Regions from separate parts of the Homo sapiens genome. Here region 2 is linked to region 1. A link is a contact called in ENCODE Hi-C data. All regions are on one chromosome and are shown on one strand. The core of a region is the stretch at or near the end of the contact, and the rest is flanking DNA. Distances in the headings are between cores, read along the strand shown.

Region 1 (7,814 bases), core at 4,293-6,792:
TTATGGTGTAATTGAAATATTTTTTATTTTGTAGCACAGAGAAAGCCTATATGCCTTATGGATATTTAATATTTTAATATCTATTCTGATAATAGCATTTAAAAGGTTGCTTCAACCTCTACTAGCAGAAGGATTGTGTCAAATATTTTGCTTTTTAATTTTTTTTTACTTGTATCTTTCTGGCCTAATGGCAAACAAAACCCTCCTTTTAGCATTACTTGAGGACTAAGTAGAGAGAGGCTATCGAGAATGTAGTTAGCATGACTGGGAATTTGATGGTCTCTGGAAAAGAAAATGCCATTTCTTTTCTTTCTCTGAGTAACTAGGTTTATCTTTAGTTTAATGATTTAAGATAAATAAGTCACTGACATTAACTTGTTCAACTGTTACTCCTAAAAATAGATATCTCCCTCTTTGATGATAGCATTGGTTAGGTTAGCATAGGTGACTTTATTATAGTGTCCGTGAACAATAGGGCATGGTTGTGCTTTCCAATTCATTGATGAAGAACTAATTTTTTAGTGCTTTAGTGTACTGAAATGCTGTCTTTAGTGCCCTGGAATTACTTATTTAAACTGTGATAGAAGGTTGTACAAGGTATTACTTTTCTCTGCTTATAAATTATATGAATGTACATAGTCCTAGCAATATGAATATTTATCAGAAGATGTATAATGTAGAATCCAACTGCCTCATTCTTCCTGAACAGCCATGGCCAAACTTCTTGCATTAATGGAGACAGAATGAATTGCAAAGGTTGTATAAATCGAGGCTGTTATGTTTATGACAATTGGCAGCTGTGGCATAAAAGGCTCATTACTATATGTAATTGACATTTTGTTGTTCCTTCTTCCTCCACTCCTTTGCCAAAAAATGGCATTGGTATTACTACCTCTCCATGTAGGAAGTAGGATCTACCTATGAGAAAGTTCAAGAGAGTAGTTAAGCAACTTCAGCTATCCCTGACCTTCTTCCACAACCCTCATGAAACTAATCCATTGCAAAATTCTGTCTTTTCTACTTCCTAAATATCTTTCAAATTATTCACCTGTTTCCATGTCCATCCTTATTTATTTTATCATCTTCGCCTACATTTTTGCAATAACTCTTCAATGGTTTTTTGTATTTACTCCTCCCCCCTCTAATCTCATTGCTTTTAGACTGATTTTTAAAAATACAATTCTAATCTTTTTGGTCCTCCAATCTAAACTCTTATTATCTTATTGCCCTTAGAATTCAGCCCCAAATCTTCAATCATTCTTTGTCTACTAAGCTCAAGCCATAATGGTCTTCCAATTCTCTGACAATGCCATTTTTTTTTCTTCAGGGTATTTGTTGTTGTTTTTGTTGTTGTTGTTGTTGTTGTTTTTGAGACGGAGTTTTGCTCTGTCGCCCAGGCTGGAGTGCAGTGGTGCAATCTTGGCTCACTGCAACCTCCGCCTCCCAGGTTCAAGCAGTTCTCTGCCTCTGCCTCCCAAGTAGCTGGGATTATAGGCGCCCGCCACTATGCCTGGCTAATTTTTGTATTTTTAGTAGAGATGGGGTTTCACCATGTGGGCCAGGCTGGTCTTGAACTCCTGACCTCGTGATCCACCCACCTGGGCCTCCCAAAGTGCTGGGATTACAGGCGTAAGCCACAGCGCCCAGCCTTCTTTAGGGCTTTTGCAGAGCAGATACTTTCTGCTTGGAATGCCCTCCTCTCTCCTGTTCCTCTTCACATAACCCACTTCTACTCATACTACCAGTCTCACTTTAAATATTATTTTTTCCAAGAAGCCTTCCTCCATATCTCAGACTAGATTAGACCTCCCTTCTCTATCATTCTGTCATAAATCACCCATTTTTTTCTCACATCTAGCATAGTTGTAATTATTTCTCATATATAATCATTTATTAATAATCTTACAAGACAACCTTCAGGAGGGCAATGACTGGTGCATGTTTTATTACACTGTATGCCCAGTGTTTAGGAAATTTCCTGGCAAATAGTAGGGATTCAGTAAATATTTGTCAACTGATTCTTCCCACAGCCACCACTCTTCACTTAGATATTTCAGTACTGTAAGTTCTGGGTTGTTTAACTTCCTCTGTTCAAAACCCTCCTCTTGACTGACTGCAGTGCTCACGACTGCAATTCCAGCACTTTCGGAGGCCAAGGCAGGAGGATTGCTTGAGGCCAGGAGTTCAAGACCAGCAACACAGTGAGACTCCAGTCTCTACAAAATAAAAATAATTTAAAAATGAGCCGGGCATTGTGGCACACACCTGTAGTCCCAGCTACTCAGGAGGCTGAGGTGGAAGGATTGCTGGAGCCCAGGAGGTCCAGGCTGCGGTGAGCCATGATTGTGCCACTGCACTCCAGCCTGGGTAACAGAGCAAGACCCTGTCTCAAACACACAAACCAAAACCCTTCAGTTGCTTCTCATCTCACTCCAAGTATGAGCCCAAGTCCTTATAATGGTCTCCAGGGCCTTACCTGATATGCCTCTGCTCTCTCCTTACCTCTCTACCATCTATTGGACTACCCAGCCCAGATCTCTTAGCTGATCCTTAGAAATGCCAAGCTTCCTTCTGCCTCAGGACCTTTGTACTTGATATTCCCTGTGCCTGGAATACCCTTGCCTTAGATATCTATCTGGTTTAATCTCTCATCTTCTTTAGGCCCTTCAGGTTATGTGACCTCAGTGAGGCCCTCTTTGACCATCTTATTTAAAATTGTAACCTCACTACATGGCATCCCTAGTCTTCTCTGCTTTACTGTTCTCCATTGTACTTATCTCTGATTGGCATTCTCTTCATAGGTATTTTCCCCAGTGTTGAGAACAGTGACTGACACATGGTGGGCCCTTAGAACTTATTTATTAGTTGAGTGAATTTAACCTGTACTCACAGAGATGCATATTTGGGACAATGAGACCTGTAGCCCAAATTATGAGGACTTAATATTTCAAGATGATTTTACAAGATGAATTAATTAAATTTATTTATATCCTGCCTTGTTCTAAAAAATATTTTAAAATGCATATAGTATGTAGGATGGGGACATAAAGAGAATAAGACAAAGCAAATGTAATAGTATTAAAGTGGGTAAAGTTAATGTACAGAAGGTCCTGCACAGTGGCTAAAGTCATGTTATAAATTTGACTTATTAGAGAGTTAGGTTGCTCAGAAATGATTGAACTGGAATCAAGAATTTGTTCTCTGGCACAGGTCACAGATATTTGAGTCTTACATAGAAACCCAGAAAACCTATTTAACTATAAGACATTGTGCAGTTACTCTTCTAAAAAAAAACTTGCTTTCTGTATTAGGAAATTTCCTATTGGCATAAAATGTACACAGTCTGTCCATTACAAAGGCTCTGCTACATTTGAGAGATGGTAGTCACAGCTACTACCTCTGCTTATGTCATGTCCAGGACATTCCCAAGGTTGATTTAAACCTAGTAATTGGATATTTTTGAAAGCTGTGAAAAATACCAACCAGCACATCAATTACCCCAGTTTCTCCTCCTCTAATCATGAGGTAGCATGAGAGTCCAGTGGTTGTGGCTTCCTTCCTTTTGAGGTAGATAATTGGCAACTTAGAAATAGGTTATTGGCTGGGCGCAGTGACTCACACCTGTAATCCCAGCATTTTGGGAGGACAAGGCAGGCAGATCACCTGAGGTCAGGAGTTCGAGACCAGCCTGGCCAACATGGTGAAACCCTGTCTCTACTAATAATACAAAAATCAGCCAGGTGTGGTGGCACATGCCTGTAATCCCAGCTACTCGGGAGACTGAGGTGGGAGAATCTCTTGAACCCAGGAGGCGGAGGTTGCAATGAGCTGAGACCGTGCCACTGCACTCCAGTCTGGGCAACACAGTGAGACTCCGTCTCAAAAAAAAAAAAAAAGAAAAGAAAAGAAAAAGAAACAGGTTCTTATGTAGTCACAACTAAACAGGGTAGGAAGATTGGGAGTTAGATGAATTAGACTTCAAGAAATTTTTCACCAATACAGTAACCAAAATAAGAGCTACTCTCTCTCTCTCTCTCTGTGTGCATACAATTAATAGATATTGTACAGTACATGTCTTTCTGTTCATGGTATGTATAGTTTCCTAATTCTGTCTTTTTTTTTTTTTGTCTTTTAAAACTGAGTCTGAGAATTATTGCCATGTCTGCAGGCCAGAGATAAAGCAGGGAACGTGGCGACGGACTACAGGCCTTTCAGTAAACTCTGCAGTACCTCACTAAACAAAGCTGGTATTTTTGAGGCAAAAGATAAGAATATTTAGCTAAATGGTGTTCCACTTGCAAAATGTGCTAGTTCTTATTTGATTTTTTTCTTCTTTCTTAGAAAGCTTTCTCTTTTCTATCTTTTACTTAGAGATAAATATTACATTTGAAGTCACATCTGTCCCACACCATTTTTTTCAGGGTTGAAAGAGGAAAACTAAATGAACCATAGACTTAGGGAAATAATGGAAATATGTATGTTTTAAAAAAACCATTTATGTTCCACGTATTTCAAGGAAAGGAAATGAGGAGAAACATTAAGAACACCACAGAACCATTAAAATGGACAACTCAAAGGGAAAGTATTTTACCAAAAGCATTATGTATAACATGTTGCTGATTAAATTTGTGTTGTTATATTTAATGTGTAAGTATACATTATCCTAACTAATTTAAAATATGTTTATTGAATTTACTTTACATATTTTATTTATTTGATGGAACTTTATGTTCATTTTTTAAGAAGTCAAGTATCTCCTCATTTTGGCATTTGATGAGTAACGGGAGAAAACCTGAGAAGAGACAGAAGTAATGCAAAGGTCACCGTATCTTCCAGCATAAGTGATGTAGAAACAGAAAGATCTTATTTTCAGTCAAAGTGGTGAAGTGGCAGAAAGAAAATATCCCCCAACTGGTTTGCTGACACTAATTTTGCCATATAGTGAGGACAAAAAAAACATGTCTAGGCGTTTAACTCATTATCTCCTAAACTATGGTACACAGAATGTCTGACACAACTGCAAGAGATTTTGTAAGCCAAAAGGGTTCTGTAATGACATGTTTGGAAAATGTTGCAGTCTTTTTTGAAAGTTTATAGTGTATCTTAACACGTTCCAAACGTGTAATCACAATTCTTTTTCGCTCATAAAATCTATTAATAACCCTTGGAATCATCTTTCAGGAAATGCTGAAAATTTTGCTTCTGTTTAGGATGTAGAATGTTGCAAGAGAACATTGTTCCCATCATAACAATGAGAAAAATCTTGATAATCCACAAAGTCATGATGCTTCTTGAGCTCATCAGAGAGTTGAGGTCACAAGGCAATCAGATGAACTGAAATTCCAAAGAGAGGCAAGCCCTTTTGAAGAGAGACAGGACACAGAAACTGTGTTACCTTTGGCAGAGCATAGGAGGAAGAGAAGGCACCGTAAAGGTAGGTAAGAAGAAAGCAGCTAAAACTGTAATGAATTCTTAAAGGCTGAATGTGGGCTAATGTAACATTTCAGAATAACGGGAAGCCCCAGTCACAAAAGGAGCCTGCACTCACTTGCAAGCTTTCTTCTGTGGGCCCTTGTGTTACTTTCCTAGGGCTGCCAGAATGAAGTACAGCAATGTGCTGTGTAACAACATTTCAGTCGATGACCCCATCTTCATATTGCTATCTTCTCTGTATGTCTGTCTGTTTTCTCTCTCTCTCTCTTTTTTTTTTTTTTTTTTTTTTTTGAGACGGAGTCTCGCTCTGTCGCCCAGGCCGGACTGCGGACTGCAGTGGCGCAATCTCGGCTCACTGCAAGCTCCGCCTCCCGGGTTCACGCCATTCTCCTGCCTCAGCCTCCCGAGTAGCTGGGACTACAGGCGCCCGCCACCGCGCCCGGCTAATTTTTTGTATTTTTAGTAGAGACGGGGTTTCACCTTGTTAGCCAGGATGGTCTCGATCTCCTGACCTCATGATCCACCCGCCTCGGCCTCCCAAAGTGCTGGGATTACAGGCGTGAGCCACCGCGCCCGGCCCTCTCTCTCTCTTTTTAAAACAATTTTTAAAGATACAGTACAGTAGTGTTAACGGTATATATATTGTTGTGAAACAGATCTCTAGAACTTCTTCATCTTGCAAAACTGAAACTCTGTACCCCTTGAATAACTCACCTTTTCTCTCTTCCCCATTCTACTAGTAGCACCATTCTACTTCCCATTTCTAAGAGTTTGACTATTTTTGATACTTCACATAAGTGGAATCATGCAATATTTTTCTTTTTGTGGCTGGTTCGTTTCACTTAACACAGTGTCCTCAGAGTTCATCTGTGTTGTAGCATATGATAGGATTTCCTTCTTTTCTTTTTTTTTTTTTTTTTTCAGACAGAGTTTCACTCTGTTGCCCAGGCTAGAGTGCAGTGGCACGATCTCGGCTTATTGCAACCTCCGCCTCCCCGGTTCAAGCTATTCTCCTGCCTCAGCCTCCCGAGTAGCTGGGACAGGCACCCGCCACCACGCCCAGCTAAGTTTTTGTATTTTTAGTAGAGATGGGGTTTCACTTGTCTCGAACTCCTGATCACAGGTGATCCACCTGCCTTGGCCTCCCAAAGTGCTGGGATTACAGGCGTGAGCCACCACGCCCGGCCCTATTTCCTTATTTTTTTTTTCTTTTTTTTCTTTTTCAGATGGAGTGTAGCTTTGTTGCCCAGGCTGGAGTGCAATGGCGCCATCTCGGCTCACTGCAACCTCCAGCCTCCCAGGTTCAAGCAATTATTCTGCCTCAGCCTCCTGACTAGCTGGGACCACAGGTGCCTGGCATCACGCTGGCTAATTTTTGTATTTTTAGTAGAGACAGGGATTCACCATGTTGGTCAGGCTGGTCTCAAACTCCTGACCTCAAGTGATCCACCTGTCTCAGCCTCCCAAAGTGCTGGGATTACAGACATGAGCCACCACGCCTGGCCTACCTTCTTTTTTAAGGCTGAATAATATCCATTGTGTGAATATACCAAATTTTCTTTATTCATCTGTTGGTGGACATTTAGGTTGTTGGCTATTGTGACCAATACTGCAATGAACATGAGCGTGTGAATATCTCTTTGAAATCTTGTTTTGAATTCTTTTGGATATATACCCAGAAGTGGGATTGCTAGGTCATATGGTAATTCTATTTTTAATTTTTTGAGGAACTTCCCTACTGTTTTCCATAGCAGCTGCACTATTTTACATTCCCACCAACAGTGTACAGAGACTCCAAGTACTCTACATCCTTACCAACACTTATTATTTTTATTTATTTATTTATTTTTAATTAATTAATTTTTTAACAGTGGTCATCCTAATAGGTATGAGGTGATACTATTCTGGTTTTAATTTCCCTTTCCCTGATGGTTATTGATGTTGAGGATCTTTTCATATGTTTGTCGGTCATTTGTATCTCTTCTTTGGAGAAATGTCTGTCAAGTTCTTTGCCCATTTTTAAATTGGATTTTTTTTTTTTTATTATTGAGTTGTAAGACTTCATTATATTAATATATTCTGGATTTTTGTCAAGTTCTCTTGAGAAACTTTTTAAGGTTGCCTTTTCACTCTTAGATTATTTCCTTTGCTGCATGTAAGTTTGTAAGTTCGCTGTAGTCCCATTTGTCTAATTTTTGCACTTGTTGCCTGTGCTTTTCATGTCAATATCCAAATAATAATTGCCAAACCCAATGTCATTAAGCTTTTCCCCTGTGTTATCTTCCAGGAGTGTTATAGTTTCAGGTCTTACAGTTAGGCCTATGATCCATTCTGAGTTCATCTTTGTAGTCAAATTTTATAGGACCTTTGTATGGCAAGGG
Region 2 (6,892 bases), core at 2,312-4,811, 1.3 Mb after region 1:
TCGGTAGCTGACCCGAGACGCGGTAAGCGCGAAGGCAGCCTCCTCGACCCAAGCCTGAAGCCTGACTAACCCACACCGCCCTCCCCGGCGCACCCAGTGCGCGGTTACCTGCTAATGCAGGCGCCGCTCCGCCGCACTTCTCCGCGCGCCGCCGCGCCCGGCGTCCGCTCGCTGGGCCCGCCCCTCACCCTCCTCCGCGCGCCGCTGCCGTGCCCACTGCGCAAGCGCGAGGCCCCGCACCACCGAGACCTGGCGGACCCCGTTGCTAGAGCGGCAGATTGCGGCTCAAGCGTCTGAGAAAATCTAGGCTGGGGTCGAGAGTCCGCAACAGTGGCACCTGGAGCCAGACCCACCGCTTTCTGGTGTCGCGCCTTTCAACCCGGGGGGGTAGGAAGCTTTCTGTTGCTCCGCATAACTGTGGTCAGCTAATAGCTGCTGGTAAGATCAGCACGCTTTCATCAGAAATGCTACTAATACTAATGGCAGTTTGCATTTATAGAGCACTTACTATGGTCTCAGCACTGTGTAAAGCAACTTTATGTGTATTTCCTAAGTCTTGTCAAGAGCCCTTTAAGTACATTCGTTTTACTGATGAAGAAACTAGGGCCTAGAAAGGTGAAAATAACACAACCCTAAGGTCACACAAGAGATGGAGCCAAGATTCAAGCCCAGGGCGTCTGAAGCAAGACTGGCACTCCCTGCCGCCCCTCGGTGTCAGCTCCTTAACTCTGTTAGCTTTCCTGCCGTGTTTCCACCTTCATGAAGCTTTTTCAGATTACCGGGCAGAAGCCATCACTCCTTCCTTTAAACTTCCATTTCAGAATTTCTGGACATTTCCTGCTTTTTTTAGTTCCTTTATGGCCTCTCTAGGTGTGATAGATACAAAGGTAAATTAGACCGTAAAATGCAATTTAGTTCCTCTTTTGTGTGGCCATTGTCCCTACTGGGTATCTTCCTGAAAGCAGGGGCTTCAAATTTACACATACCTGGGTTAGGATCCAGGCTGCACCACTTATTAGCTCAGTGACCCTGCTGTTACTTGTTGAGTACCACTGTGTGTCTGGCACAGTGGTACGCACTAGAATGACAGAAGTGAACAAAACAGACAAGGTCCTTGCTTTCTTGGAGTGTATAACAGGGAGAATAGACAATACATATTAAGGAATAAAATAAGATAATTTCAAATAGTGAAAAATGCTATGAAAATTGGGGCGGGGGGTCAGGGAAGGCCACTTTGTGGTGCCAAATTTGAGCTGAGGCCTGAAGAGTAAGAAGCCAGCCATACAATGATCACCATCCCAGTAACTTTGACTCAAAAGTACTTCAGCACCTACTCCATGCCAGGCACTGTTCTAAGGTGCTCTTTTATACAGCTGTGAACAGAACAATATAGATTCATGCTCTCATGAAACTGGCATTTCAGTGTGTAAGTCTAGGGACCAGGGATGAAAAAAATAGGAGGCCGGGCGTGGTGGCTCATGCCTATAATCCCAGCAGTTTGGGAGGCTGAGGCGGGTGGATCACTTGAGGTCAGGAGTTCGAGACCAGCCTGGCCAACATGGTTAAACCCAGTCTCTACTAAAAATACAAAAAAATTAGACGGACATGGTGGTGTGCGCCTGTAGTCCCAGCTACTCGGGAGGCTGAGGCAGGAGAATCGCTTGAACCCAGGAGGCGGAGGTTGCAGTGAGCCAAGATCACGCTACTGCTCTCCAGCCTGGGCGACAGAGCGAGACTCTGTCTCAGGAAAAAAAAAGAAATAAAGAAAAGAAAACAGGGTGGTGTAAGAGTAAGGAACTCAGTAGGGGCTAATTTTGATTAATTGGTCAGGGAAAGTCCTCCCTGAGGTGGCGACCTTTAAGCTGATATATGAGTTAAAGAAGGAATCACCCATGCTAGCACATGAGGGAGAGTACAGTGTTTCAGGCAAAGGCAATAGCTAGCACAAAGGCCCTCGGCAGGAATGAGCTCGGTGTATACAAAAAAAAGAAAGGAAGCAAGTTTTGCTGGAGCATGGTTAGGAGTATAATAGGTTTACAAAGCATAAACGGCTTTGTAAACTAGCATGGAGTTGGGATTTTATTCTAAGTGCAAATGAAGAGCCATTCCAGGCTTTTAAACAGGGGAGTGACATGATTTGACTTTTATTTTTTATTTATTTATTTATTTATTTATTTTGAAACGGTGTGTCACTCTGTCGCCCAGGCTGGAGTGCAGTGGCAGGAACTCGGCTCACTGCAACCTCCACCTCCCAGGTTCAAGCAATTCTCCTGCCTCAGGCTCCCGAGCAGCTGGGGTTACAGGCGCTCGCCACCACACCTGGCTAATTTTTGTAGTTTTAGTAGAGACAGGGTTTCATCATGTTGGCCAGCCTGGTCTCAAGCTCCTGACCTCAGGTGCTCCGCCCGTCTCGGCCTCGCAAAGTGCTGATTACACTTTGGGTGGGTGAGCCACCGCGCCCGGGCTTTTTTTTTTTTTTTTTAAATCATGGAGTGAGGGACAGGGATGAGCAACATATATTAAGATATTAAGGAAGATATTAAGAGTGGGGGCAAGGAGGCCAGTTAGGAGGCCCTGGCCAGGTGAGAGATACACTGTGACCCAGAATCCTGGTAATGGAGATGTAGTGAACAGATTGAAGTATAGTTCAGAGGTAAAGAGTTGGATAGCTTATGCATGAAAGGAATAAAAACACCTAGAGCTTTGTCCTGATCAACTAGGTGTTGTGTAACTGCGATGAGCAAAATCGGGGGGAAGATGGGGAATCAAAGAGTTCTGCTTGAACCGTAATAATGGTTTTTACTCGTTGCCTGCTTACTATACGCCCGATGATTTACCGATTTTTTTCCCTGTTAAAATTCACAGAACTGCCAATAAGTGCTTTGCCTCAGTTTTGTTGATAAACTTAGGCTCAGACTTGGGAGGAGGGGAGGGGTGGGGGGTCTCACCACTAAGAAGCGGTGGAAGCCGAATCCGAACTTAAGTCGGTCTGTCATCACTGTAGCCTTTCCGAGACAGTTGTCTTATGGAGTTGCTTGGAGAACGTAAAATAAGAGGCCTAAGCAATGCGTCTGATGTACACCTGTCGTGGAATAACTGTTCCCGCTCATTCGGCCGCTGTACCTCTGCTCCCTCATTCGGAGCGTAGCTGGGTATGAATGAAATTCCGGGCTTGTAGCACAGAGAAAACTTCTCTCCCACAATTGGTTGGTGCTGGGGAGGAAGCTCCTGATTGGTGGAAAGTCCGAGGAAGTGGGCAAGCCGGAGGGATTTCGTGTACCTCAGGTGCCCTCACTCTGACCGGCCCCCTATCATTACGTAATTTTCTACGACTCGCGGTAGCTCAGGCAGAGCGGGTTCCTGCAGCGGCGCGACCCTCTGACGTCTCCGCTTCTAATTGGTCAAGAGCTGCGACTGCAGTTCTGAAGCCTAACTGGTTGCCCGTGCCGCCTCGGAGGTGAAGTGTACTGCGCTGATTGGCTTCCAGGCGCCGGCCGCGTGTGATGTCCCGGGCAACGATTGGCTCTCGCCTACCGGGGGCTTCTCTCACCGGGACTCGGGACTCCCGGGAAGTGGACCGGCAGAAGAGGGGGCTAGCTAGCTGTCTCTGCGGACCAAGGAGACCCCCGCGCCCCCCCGGTGTGAGGCGGCCTCACAGGGCCGGGTGGGCTGGCGAGCCGACGCGGCGGCGGAGGAGGCTGTGAGGAGTGTGTGGAACAGGACCCGGGACAGAGGAACCATGGCTCCGCAGAACCTGAGCACCTTTTGCCTGTTGCTGCTATACCTCATCGGGGCGGTGATTGCCGGGTGAGGAACAGACACTCGCAGACAACGGGGCCTGTGGGTCAGCCTTTGCTGGGGGGTGGGAGGGGGTGGGGGAAGTGGCATTGCCAGACTGACGGAGTGGAGAGGGGCATCGCTGTGGGTTGGCGGGGTGGCGGAGGAAGGGGTAGTATGGGCCAGGCTAGTGGGGTGAGAGGAGAACCGTGGGTGACACCAGTGAGAGGGCCTTAGGTCCAGAGAGGGTCTTAGGTAGAGCTAGATTTGCCCAGAGGAGTGGGAGTTGGATGCATTGCCAAACGGCATTTGGGGGATGAGGGAAAGAAGGTGGTTGCGAGCTGAAGCAGTGTCACGTAGAGCTGGGGAAGAAAGAGGGATGCCTGACTGTAAGGAAAGATAGTGACAGTGCCAGGCTGAGGTTGAGGGGATGGACGTTTGTTTGATCAAAGAGGTGAGTTGCTGTGCCCCGCTGAGGTGGAGAAGCGGACGATGCTCTATGCCAAGCCTTCGAAGAGCCATTCTGGGGCTGACATTAAAGTGGGTGGATGATGCCAGCCCGAGTTGGGACTGAACGAAATTGGATGCGGGATGGGAACAAGAAGATCTTTAGACAGCCCTTGTACTTCCCAGCTTCTTGAGCTATTTATTATCTTAAGTTGCTTCATCTTTAACATTCTGGCAGTGCTACTGTTAGGACATTTATGTGGCATAATCTTTTTAAAGAAGGAAAATCATCCTTTGAGAGTGTTATTTGACTTTTAGAAAAGTCAAAATCATTTGGAGCCAGTATAGGGAAAGGGGGGAAGAGTTAATTTGATTATATGGTTATTGCCTAAAGATAACATGAGACCATAAAATAAGGAAGTGGTTTTCTTGACCGAAGGTGGTTCTGAAAGAAAAGTGCCACAGATGTTTTGAATAATCCGAAAAGAAGTATATAGCCTCTTACTGTGATTACTTCAATATATAAGATTCATTACAAATTCTGGTGTTCTCTCTTTAGTCATTCTTTGTGTGTGTATGTGTCACATAAACCTTCATTTTTATACCTCTTTGCTCAGATACAAACCTAAATGTAGAGGAAAAATAAATCTTTTACTTTGAAAAATGTAACATGTAACTCTTTAATGAAGTATTCTCTCCCTCTACTTCCCAGACGAGATTTCTATAAGATCTTGGGGGTGCCTCGAAGTGCCTCTATAAAGGATATTAAAAAGGCCTATAGGAAACTAGCCCTGCAGCTTCATCCCGACCGGAACCCTGATGATCCACAAGCCCAGGAGAAATTCCAGGATCTGGGTGCTGCTTATGAGGTGAGTTGGGAAAAGTGATAAAGTACGAATAAAATCTGTAGCTCTAGAAAAAACATACAATACAGAGAAACACTCCTTTCAGCTCACATTTATTTATTTATTTATTTATTTTGAGACTGAGTCTCTATTGCCTAGGCTGGAGTGCAGTGGTGCAATCTCCGCTCACTGCAACGTCCACCTCCTGGGTTCAAGCAGTTCTCCCGCCTCAGCCTCCCAAGTAGCTGGGATTACAGGTGCATGCCACCACACCTGGCTAATTTTTGTATTTTTAGTAGAGACAGGGTTTCACCCTGTTGGCCAGGCTAGTCTTGAACTTATTATAGATTAATAAGTAGATCAACTGATTGGTCTGTCGTTCAATCAGTTTGGGAGCTAGAACCAAAAATAAAAAGAAAGCCTTCATGAGAGTTGCAAACCTGCATGTTCATATGAACTAGACAAATAACATGCAGGGCAGGTATAAGTTAAAACATGGCAGCAGATATTCTGCCTCCATATTGGGAAGCAATAAGGATTGTTGAGGACTTTGACAAACTGAAGCCTTCTGGCCCCATTTCAAGGGAGCAGCTGTTACTCAACCCCAGCCAGTTTTTGTCATACAAATGCAAACAGTATGTTCCTGGATGATTTAATTTTTCAAGAAAAGTTGAAAATCTAGATTTTTTATATGAGTTCTGCTTGTAAAAGTGTTGGTAACTAATTCAGTTAAATTTCTTTTTTACATAAATCAAACAGAGCACAGTTTTAATTTGATTTTGCAACCTCTAATCTGGGGATCAAAACACTCTCATGTGTATCATCTCATTTAATCTTCACTAGGACACCAGGAAATATATTAGAGCTAGGCATATTTTTATTCTCATTTTCTAAATGGACACAGAAAAAAATTAATTGAACTAAAAGTCATAGAGCTAAAACTCCTGAATTTAAGTTTAAATTCTTGTATATTGAGAAGGCTAAAAACAAATTGAAAAATATTTTAGGAAGACACAAACCTTGAAAGGAAGGAATCCCAAGATCTCTAGATTAAAGAAGCAATGGAATTGAAACAGTGAGTTATACCCAGGTGAACCCAAGAGCTGTTGGGGTCCTTTCATCTTTCAACACCTTCAGGGATCCTATGGGGCAGAAATTCTTTTTTATTTTTTTTTGAGACAGAGTCTCGCTCTGTCTGCCAAGCTGGAGTAGAGTGGCACGATCTCGGCTCACTGCAAGCTCCGCCTCCTGGGTTTTACGCCATTCTCCTGCCTCAGCCTCCTGAGTAGCTGGGACTACAGCTGTGCACCACCATGCCCAGCTAATTTTTTGTATTTTTAGTAGAGACAGGGTTTCACTGTGTTACCCAGGATGGTCTCGATCTCCTGACCTCATGATCCACCCGCCTCGGCTTCCCAAAGTGCTGGGATTACAGGCATGAGCCACCGTGCCTGGCCAAGGGACAGAAATTCTTAACCTGAGGCACATCAATAAACTTGGGAAGGTTAATGGCCCATCCTAAATTATATGTAATATTTTGTTTCTTGTTGATAATATGCATTCTATATTTTGCACTGTATTTTCCATGAATAGTCCCCTTGTTTGCTAGGAACCTAATACTCAAAAACATTTTCTAGGGAAGCTGAATTTACCATGCTCTCTAAAGAATCTTCACGTTCTTTATCAATGACCTAGGCAGGCTATACAAAGGTCAGTCATGAAATCGTGGCTTATTTAACTATAACAATCCTTTTAGCCACTAGTTCAAATTTCTGTTTTCTTTTTATCATTCAAGCTTGATTGCCTTTAGTCTTAGGTAAATT

What was found. Hi-C counts contacts between places; a loop is a spot of excess contacts on that map. Pooled maps may share reads with other maps.
Region 2: a loop to region 1 is called in a pooled map, with 5 times the contacts of the local background. The contact joins the promoter of DNAJB11 here to the enhancer-like site in region 1. A Hi-C loop is called at or near these places in 1 of 50 pooled maps.

What each region holds. Positions count from the first base shown.
Region 1 is chr3:185,293,854-185,301,667 of GRCh38, forward strand. It overlaps a transcript of MAP3K13 not described here. Among named protein-coding and RNA genes, the nearest start is that of EHHADH, 44 kb to the left of the region's middle. Within about 2 kb of position 5,543, at least 4 of the 41 ENCODE cell types and tissues checked have a DNase peak (open chromatin) inside an H3K27ac peak, as active enhancers do.
Region 2 is chr3:186,567,159-186,574,050 of GRCh38, forward strand. DNAJB11 (DnaJ heat shock protein family (Hsp40) member B11) reads left to right here and starts at 3,562. Exons shown (of 10, transcript NM_016306.6): 1 at 3,562-3,807; 2 at 4,937-5,093. The coding sequence starts at 3,740. It overlaps TBCCD1 (TBCC domain containing 1), which reads right to left and starts at 181. Exons shown (of 8, transcript NM_018138.5): 1 at 109-181. RefSeq lists silencers at 85-374, 3,574-3,813.